Linked DNA regions of Homo sapiens: region 1 is linked to region 2. A link is an interaction called in ENCODE POLR2A ChIA-PET data of the cell type or tissue named here. Cell type or tissue: A673. All regions are shown on one strand.

Region 1 (5,000 bases), 190 kb before region 2:
GAGAGGGGAAATGGGGAATTAGTGTATAATGTGTGAAGTTTTAGTTTGGAAAGATGAAAAGTTCTAGAGATTGATGGTGGTGATGTTTGCACAATGACACCACAGACCAGCATGCTTGAAAGCCATTAGAATGATAAATGTTATGACATATACGTTTCACTACTATTAAAAATTTAAACCTAGTCCCAGGCAAACTGGGACAGTTGGCCACTCATGTCTTACACCTGCCTGCCTTTTCTCCTCCATCCCTCCAACAGATAGATATAACTCAGGATGCTGCTTACTCAGTGTGGTCTCATCCATGGCAGATTTTATGGTCTCAGCTCCTGTTATACGAAAGGGCAGGTTCTGAAGCATGGGATTCCACTTTCCCTCTAGCCCTGGATACAGCTGATTGGATGGGCAAACCCCTGTTCCAAGCAGAGCACAACTCATGGGCTTGGCTTGAAAGGATTAACTGAACCAATCAGAGTCCTCCCTTGAATACTGGTTGACACAAAGTACAGTTGCAGCTGAGATGGACACTGGAGTGGAGAAACAGAAACAGGTTAGTGTGGTGGCTCACACCTGTAATCCCAGCACTTTGGGAGGCCGAGGGGGACAGATCATCTGAGGTCAGGAGTTTTAGACCAGCCCGGCCAACATGGCGAAACCCTGTCTCTACTAAAAATACAAAAATGAGCCAGGCGTGGTGGTGGGTGCCTGTAATCCAGCTACTTAGGAGGCTGAGGCAGGAGAATCACTTGAGCCCAGGAGGAGGAGGTTGCAGTGAGCTGAGATTGCAGGACTGCACTCCAGCCTGGGTGACAGGGTGAGACCCCATCTCCAAAAAAAAAAAAAAAAAAAAAAAAAAAAAGATACAGTGGCTCAGGAAATATCCCTGTAATAATAGGTTTAGCAAAGCACAGAAAAGACTCTGGTGGTAACACGTAGTGTATACGTATGTGTAGATATAGAATATATATATATATATGCATATATAAAATAACAATACTATTTGAAGCTTTGCTATAGGATTTTTTTTCCCCAACAGAAGATCCATATACCTTGTTACTGCTCTGCCTATCTCATTTTCTGTCAGTTTTCACCCACATCCTCTCCTCTCCAAGCTCAGCCACAGTTATTATTGCCTTTAGCCCTTTGTGCCTGAGGTTCCCTTCCTAGCAGGGTCTCCCTGTTGGCCCCAGTGAATTGAAATTCATCTCATGCTCACTGAGCCTCTACTAGGTGTCATATACTGTGCCAAGCACTGCATATGCATGACCTCACTTTCACCTGCATAACAACTCTCTGTGGTGGGAACTATTATTTTCCTCATTTTACAAATTAGGAATTTACCTGCTATGCTTTGAAAGTGTCCTACAAAGTTCATGTCTTGGAAGCTTAATCCCCAATGCAACAGTGTTAAGAGGTAGAAACTTTAAGAAGAGATTAGGTCATGAAGACTCTGCCCTTATCTATAGATTAACCCAGAAGAGTGGGTTTGTTATAAAAGCAAGTTCAGCCCTCTTCCTGTGTGCCTGGGTTCTCTTTTGCCTTTCCACCTTCTGCCATGGGATGATACAGCAAGAAGGCCCTCACTGGATACCAGCACCTTGATCTTGGACTTCCCAGTTTCCAGAACAGTGAGAAAATAAATTTATGTTCTTTATAAATTACCCAGTCTGTGGTTACTCTGTTACAGCAGCACGAAATAGACTAAGACATTACCCAAGATCTCATAGCTCATAAGTGGTTGACCTTGTATTCAAAACACAAGTCTATTGAAGTTCATTGCTTGTGCTCTTAATCACTACATCACACTAGCATCTGCTTAGAAGAATTAATCACTTGAACCAATAAAAAAAGTTATATGAAATTAAATTAATACATTTTTCTTACAGAGGCTGTGATATGAAGAAAGCTATGCTGTAAGTTTTCTATATCTGCCGATTGGATTTATAATCTCAAGGCATTTTGTAATCAAATACAAGTTCCCAAAATTTCCACAAAGAGAAACGTCACTTATATAGTTCTGAGCTGTTCTGCCAGCCATATACCACAATGCAATCTTTCTAATCACTGTGTGACAATGCATAAGCACTGCTTAGTAATATATCGTACCACATGGCTTTGTGTCAGCATTTCTGAGTCATGGCTGTGTACCTATAACAGTCAAGTGACATATGCTCTAATGGGGTCTGACTCACTTAAATAAGTCCATTAACTTGACAAGTTTGATTTTATAAAGCTGAAGAGGACTCTCTGAGCTCTGGGTTTTTTTCATCTCTATATAAAACTATGGTATGAGTTCAAAAATATCCCTATGACGCTGTGTGGCCTTAACCATTGCTTAACTCCTCTCCTTTTTCATCTTGAATTAAATTTCTCAAACATATAGTGTGCCCTTGCTGTGTCCACCTCTTACGCCACCCTCACTTCTCCATCCCCTGAGCCTGTACTCTGGCTTCTGCTCCCTCCATGTCACTGAACTTACCCACGACCTCCTACACCCTTTTCAGATATTACCTGACTTGGTTTCTCTGCAGAATTTGATGCTATTTGGCTCTCTATTCTTCCTGATATTTTCTCTCCTCTTGCATTCCACTATGGCATTCTACCTTGGTACTTCTCTTACCTTTTGCTAGTTTTTGGTCTCTCTTGCTGGTCACATTTTTTCTTCTCTTTTGATGAGGATATAGTATACTTACTCCCCTTTCTCTTTCAAGTCTACACACATCCCTAGATGATCTCATCAGCTGCCATGGCTTCCAATATGACCTTCGTGGTGGTGACTCCCAGGTTGATGCCTCCTGAATTCACACCAACATTCCAATCACCCCTATACCCCTATATGGATGGCTGGGGCCACGTAAACTCTACCAAGTCCCAGAAGTGAATTTATTACCTTCCTTTATTCTTGTGTCCATGAATGGTGCCATCTCCCTATTACCCACAATAAAACCTAAAAGTCTCTTTAGATGTTTTCTACTGTGTCCTCCACATCCAACCAGTCACCATGTCTTGTTGCTTCTAATTCCTAAACATCTGGGGACCCCATAATCTCCTTTCTGAGTATTGATTATGTTTCACCTGAAATATTGAGCTATCTCCATAAAGAGTCTCTTAATTGAACTCACCATCTGTCTCATTTCCATGAATCTATCCTCCACCCTTCTGCCTTGGGGATCTTTCTAATGTAATCTGAATAAATCTTAGGGTGCCCAATGCCCATCTGAGCTTGATGTGGCATTCAAAGAACTATACCCCAATGACCAAAGGTAATTAAAAATACTTTCAATTTTCACTTATATATCTGGAAAAACATCAAAAGAGGTCCTGTTCTTCATCCTAGACACTGCCTCCCCAAATCCTTTTTCTCAGTTATGCATTAATTTAAAGAACAAGGTAAATTTATATACACTGGCCTGAACAGCTAAAGTGATTGGTATACTCTTAAGTAAAAAAACACAAGTTGGCCGGGCGTGGTGGCTCATGCCTGTAATCCCAGCACTTTGGGAGGCTGAGGTGGGCGGATCATGAGGTCAGGAGTTTGAGACCAGCCTGGCCAATATGGTGAAACCCCATCTCTACTAAAAATACAAAAAAACTAGCCAGCTGTGATGGCATGCACCTGTAGTCCCAGCTACTCAGGAGGCTGAGGGAGGAGAATTGCTTGAACCCAGGAGGCAGAGGTTGCAGTGAGCTGAGATTGTGTCACTGCACTCCAGCCTGGGCAATAGAGGGAGACTCCATCTCAAAAAAAAAAAAAAAAAAAAAAAACCAACAACAAAAACACAAGTTGAAGACAAAGATGTATATCAAAATTCCATTTTTGTTTTCCAAAAAGTGCATGTGGGCCAAGCGTGGTGGCTCATGCCTGTAATCCCAGCACTTTGGGAGGCTGAGGCAGGCAGATCACTTGAGGTTAGGAGTTGCCAGACCAGCCTGGCCAACATGGTGAAACCCTGTCTCTACCAAAAACATAAAAATTAGCCAGGTGTGGTGGTGTGCGCCTGTATACCAGCTACTCGGGAGGCTGAGGCAGAAGAATCGCTTGAACCTGGGAGGCGGAGTTTGCAGTGAGCCGAGATTGTGCCACTGCACTCCAGCCTGGGCAACACAAGAAGACTCCATCTCAAAAAAAAAAAAAAAAAGTGTATGTGGAATCCGCCCCACCTGCTCACCACTGGGGGCCTGTGCACATTGTCCACTGGATGCCACCAGTGCCCCTGTGCATCACTGGGGAGACCTAAAGACAGCATGCCCCTCCTGCCACCAGCATCCATGCAGGGATTGACCCCTGCCACCTGCCACTGCTGATGTGCAACATCCAGGGTCCTGAGAAGAAGCCCACCCCACCTGTTGCTGCTGGTACTAGTGTGCATTGTCTGAGGCCTGGGGATAGATCTGCTCCACCCACCACTACCGGCGTATGCACACACCATCAGGGAACCTGAAGACAGGTATGTTCCACCTGCCACTGGCATCCACACATGTTGTCTGGCAGCTTGTGGATCGACCCACCCTGCCCACTCCACAGGTATCTGTGCATGCCATCTAGGGGCCTGAGGACAGGCCCACCCTTACCCACCACCACCACAACTGGCACCTGAGAACTGGCCTGCTGACTGTTTCTATTCCTAGCAAAGTCTCACCACAGCCTCTACTAACAACCATGGTCTAAGCCACTGAAGAACTCACAGACACCACTGATGCTGATTATAGTTTACAAAACCACATGGCAACTATACCACTGTGTCCACCCAGAATCACAGCCAAAGCACTCTACCCAACCAATGCTATAGTTAAATCTATAGGAAAAAGTCTTCCTATGACAGCCAATTCATAAAATTGGATGAAACAGCTATTACACCAGATGCATAGACATCAACATAAGGACATAAGAAACATGAAAAGGCAAGAAAACATGACCACTGCAAAGGAAAGCAATAACTCTCCAGTAATGGATCCCTCAAAAAAGGAAGTTTATGAAGTGCCTGAAAAAGAATTCAAGATAA
Region 2 (5,000 bases):
GGTTTATGATGCCTTTAATGAAGCTTGTAGCATTAATGTATTCTGACTCTTAGAAATTTTTTAAAAACTCCCAGCGAGTGGGTCTCTGGATTACCAATAATGAAAACTTCCATTTACCTATCAGTTTGGCCAGTGATCATTTTTGATACCCCTGTCTTTTTTCACTCCTAAGACGTCAGGTGTTGCCTGTGAAATGTTCTTTTTTTCCAGTCTGGAATTGGTTTCCGGGGAGCAGAGGGTATAGATTTTTTTGTAAGCTCTTGCCATCTGCAAATGCTATAGCACCTCCTTTTTCCTTATTTTTCTTTTTTGAGAACAGCCTGTGTCGCCACTGTTTTACCACAGTAGCCCATGAAGTTCTTCAGAGCTCTGCCATCCACTCAGAACTCACTTCTCTAGAGTATACTGTGGTGTTACAGTGGGGTTAGTTTTCTTGATGTTCGGTAAGAATGTGAAGACAGACAACTTAGACTTCACAATGGTGTAATTGTGGTTAATAATTGTAATTGGCAAAATCACAGAGCATTAAATAGGAAAGATCTGAGTTGGCTTAAATGTTTTTCTCCCTTGGAATTCCTTCCATTTTTTTTTTTCTTCTCTTCTGATGATTAAAATATAAAACCTTCATCTTTAGTCTTCCCATTTATTTCAGATCAGGTAGTAAAAAAGTCATGGGATTCCTTAGTCACTTAAGTATCAAATAAGCTTAGAGAATGGCCTGCACTTAGGATGACAAGATGCAGTGAGACTAAATTAACTTTCTGTTTTCTGGAATCTGTTTCAGCAACTCTACCAGATCCTGACAGACTTTGATATCCGGTTTTATATGTATGAACTACTTAAAGTAAGTGGTGTTCATAAACCATTAATTTTTTTCAGGCCTGTTCATTAAAAGATAAGTTTTTGAGAGAACAAAGAGAACTTAAGCAGAATGTTTCTTGATACCCAGAGGATTTAGTGAAGTTTTTAAACTTATATTGAGGCCTCCATCGAGGAATCTTCACATAGAAACTTTCCAGTGGAACTGGGAAAAAAGTGGCCAAGTCAAGGGGTACCAGGGACATTATACCTTAGAACCTCCCATAGCTCTTGTTGGTCCATATGTTTTCTCTTTGCTGCTTTATTAATACCTACTGTGAATGTAACAAATCATCCCAAACTTAATGACTTTTAAAAAATGATTATTGTTTCTTATAATTGAGTTAGCCAGGTGATTCTTTAGGTCTCAGTTGATTTGACTGGGGCAGGATGGTCCAGGATGACCTCATTCACAATCTAGGACCACAGCTGGGGCAGCAGGGATAGCTGAGGTCTCATCCTCCAGCCTGTGAAGTTCATGCTGCTTCCCATGGTGGTCCTCCTGGGGTTCCTAGCAGCAGAGAGAGGGAAACCTCAATGTATAGGCACTTTTCAACCCTCTACCTGTGTCATATTTGCTAATAACCCTATTGGCCAAAGCAAATCACATGGCCAAGCCTAGCTTCAAAGCATGGAAAAACCGACTCCACTCTTGATGGGAAAAGCATTGAATATGTAGGCATATTATAGAGAGACATGCCTACAGGGGTGGCAGGCATTTGCAGCCATCTTTCCTTGCCATGTGTCGTCATCCCCTTCTTGCATGAGTCTTCCTAACCTACCCCTGTAGCCGTGGCTCGTTAATGCAGGGAAAAGTGATGGGTAGAATGTCTAAGAGACTTACTAATCCCAAGCACAATGAAATTTGAAGAATTACTGGTTGGTGGAGGAATGATCATTTTGTTTGTCTAGATAAGCACTTAAAGGAATGCTCAGTTTGTAAAATGGAATACACCCATGGGTCCTAGATTTTTGTGTCCTGGATCACTAAGAACCTAATGAAAACTATGAACTGCCTCCAAAAATGCATGTATTAATATGCAGTCTTGTGAAAAGTTTTAGGGTAGTTGTAGATCTTAAGAACAGTTCTATGAAATGAATGTGTTTTTATAAGAACTTGTACGCACCACTTTTTATTAGAGAAAGCTGAGGTGGTGGATTTAAGGTTCACTCTTATGGCTAATGGGTCTTCCTTTTTGTCAGTAAGATCAGAAACACGAAAAAGGTCGAGCTTGATTTATCCCACGTTTCTCCATGTCTTCTCTAGACTAAAATTGAAGCATTGGTGTGGATAAAATTTGCAGTGCCATGATCCTGTGAACTGTCAGGCTAGCTCCTTTCCTGGAAGTGCTTCCTGAGTAATCCCATGCACTCTCACCCCATGAGAGCTACAATTCAGATCTCACAGTTGGTTATTTTTAAGTAAGATGGTTTGAGATTTTGTGTTATTTAACCATCAGCCAAAGCTAAAGTTGTATAAGCTAGCCTGCCCTTAGGTCCCATAAAGACATCCAACTAATGCAGGTCTTCCCAGGTGGACATGTGGGTGTCACTCAATGTCTGATGTCCTTTCTGCTTTCTGGAGGTAGCAGCTAGGCAGTGAGGACATATACTTATTTTTGCTAATGAGACGTAGAATCCCAGATGAAACTTGAAAAACGTCATTCATGCTTAATGGTCAGAAACTGTACGAGATTTTAAAACTGAAATAATTCCCCAAAGAATTTCAAAGCATGTCAGTAACTCCATAGGGAGTCCGACTAGGAAACTTGGCAAAAGAATTAATTACCTTACTGTATTTGTTCAGCCTTTGCTTTCATTGAGTATTTTTCACATGCCAGGTATTGTGGTCTTAATTAGTTTATTCCTTTGGACAAAGAGTAGGCAATATAGCAGAATCAACACTTGGTAAATTTTCTCTTTGAAAAGAAAAAACAGGAGTGGGGAAGACTAAATATTTAACTCCTTTGAAAATGTAGAAGCAACTGAGGCTGAGGGCTGCAGTGTGATGACTCGGTGACTTAACCTGATCTCCTGATTCAGATTCAAGGAGGTCTGCCCTCACAACCCCTGGTTTCATAAAGCACTGCCACAAAGGCACTTTGGAATCTTGCTACAGTTATTATAAAACAGAGGGAAAAAATTGAAGTAGAATGTAAGTGAAGTAAATAAATCTTAAACGTACAGTCTTTTGGATGTTTGTGTATGTAAAACTCTCACCCAGATTTACACAGGACGATGATATCCAGTATAGTTAGTAACCACTGCCCATAGGTAGCTATTTAAATTAAGTAAAATTCAAAATTTAGTTGCTGGCCAGACTCGGTGGCTCACGCCTATAAATCCCAATGCTTCGGGAGGCCAAGGCAGGTTGATTGCTTGAGCTCAGGAGTTCAAGACCAGCCTGGGCAACATGGCAAAGCCCCATAGCTACCAAAAAAAAAAAAAAAAAAAAAATATATATATATATATATATATGCATGCTCCAGGTGTAGTGGTACATGCCTATGGTTCCAGCTACTCAGGAGGTGGAGGTGGGAGGATCCACTTGAGCCTGTGAGGCAGAGGTTGCAGTGAGCTGAGATCATGCCACTGCACTCTAGCCTGGGCAACAGAGCAAGGCCCTGTACAAAAAAATAAAATAATAAAATAAAATTTAGTTCCCTAATCACACTAGGCACATTTCAGGTGCTCAGTGGCCTCATGTGGCTAGTGGCTACCGTATTATAGAGTGCAGGAATAGAATATTTCCATCATTGCAGAAGGTCCTATTGGACAGGGCTGGTAGAGGATATTGTGAACATCCTGCAGGGCTCTCTTGTGTTCTTCTGTTCAGTGTCTCCTCTGAAGATTATATCTTTATATGTATCCCCATAGTTAGTAGTGCCTGTTCTTGATCTTCAAATAACAAGCATTCTTTCTTTTTTTATCTGTCGCCCAGGCTGGAGTGCGGTGGCATGATCTCGGCTCACTGCAACCTCCACCTCCCGGGTTCAAGCAGTTCTCCCGCCTCGGCCTCCTGAGTAGTTGGGATTACAGGCACGCACCACCACACCTGGCTAATTTTTGTATTTTTAGTAGAAACGGGGTTTCACCCTGTTGGTCAGGCTGGTCTCAAAACTCCTGACCTCGTGATCTGCCCGCCTTGGCCCCCAAACTGCTGGGATTACAGGCGTGAGCCACCACGCCTGGCCATAACAAGCATTCTATATTGTATACTCTTGGTTCAGGGAAAAGCACAGATCGAGGGAGCTTATTCCTGGAATGCTAATCCTAGGGCTCATTCTCTGCCTTGTGTACTCCTCCAGCATGAAGAAGTCCATTCAAGTGTCCTCAAGAGTCTAGTTTATTGCTTCTTATCCAGGTCAAGCTTGTCCCCCAGGGGACATTGGGCAAAATCTGGAACCATTTTTGGTTGTTAAAACTGGAGGGGGGCTCTAGTGGTAGGTAGAGGACAGGGATTCTACTTGAAGAGTATTTCATTGACCTTGTGTAGGATTCAGGTGCTTGTTAAGATTAGCCAAAGGTCCTGAATTTGAAGTTTATGAAGATAGTTATTATGTTAGGCAAGGGAGATTTAGAAGCAAATTTTTACATTAAAAAAATGGAGCTTAACAATCTAATAAATGATTGAAAGATTTGAATCAGCATTTCTCCAAAGAAGATTTAGAATGGCCGGTAGACACATAAAAAGAAGTTCCACTTCATCACTCATTATGGAAATAAAAATCAAAACCACATGGAGATACCACTTTACACCCACCAGCAAAGCTATAATCAAAAAGTTGAACAATGACAGGTGTTGATGAGAATGTGGAGAAACTTGAACCCTCAGGTTGCTGGTGGGAGTAAAAGTGACGCAGCCACTTTGGAAGATAATTAGGCAGTTTCTTAAAAGTTTAAACACAAATTTAGCATACAACCCAGCACTTCCACCCCTAGGAATCTACCCAAGGGAAATGAAAGCATGAGTGGAAACAACCCAAATGTCCATCAGCTAGTAGTGGAATACTACTCAGCAAGGAAAAACAACTTGGATGAATCTCAGAAACAGTATACTGAAGGAAAGAAGGTAGACAAAGCACTATACATGTATGATTTCATATTATGAATGTACAGAAAAGGCAAATCTATACCAGCAA

Evidence for each region. Peaks named below come from ENCODE experiments on the same cell type or tissue, not always from the same donor. Only the 100,000 strongest peaks of a DNase experiment are listed, where the experiment ranks them.
Region 1: POLR2A ChIA-PET joins it to region 2 with 9 read pairs; 2 of 35 experiments call an interaction of 5 or more read pairs at or near these places.

Annotation. Positions count from the first base shown.
Region 1 is chr16:58,363,568-58,368,567 of GRCh38, reverse strand. No RefSeq gene overlaps it. Among named protein-coding and RNA genes, the nearest start is that of GINS3, 26 kb to the left of the region's middle. In A673, no CTCF peak of the experiment used is centred here; a DNase peak (open chromatin) is centred at 2,137; H3K27me3 peaks cover 297 bases.
Region 2 is chr16:58,170,295-58,175,294 of GRCh38, reverse strand. It overlaps CSNK2A2 (casein kinase 2 alpha 2), which reads left to right. Exons shown (of 12, transcript NM_001896.4): 5 at 785-844. Among named protein-coding and RNA genes, the nearest start is that of CSNK2A2, 25 kb to the left of the region's middle. In A673, no CTCF peak of the experiment used is centred here; no DNase peak of the experiment used is centred here.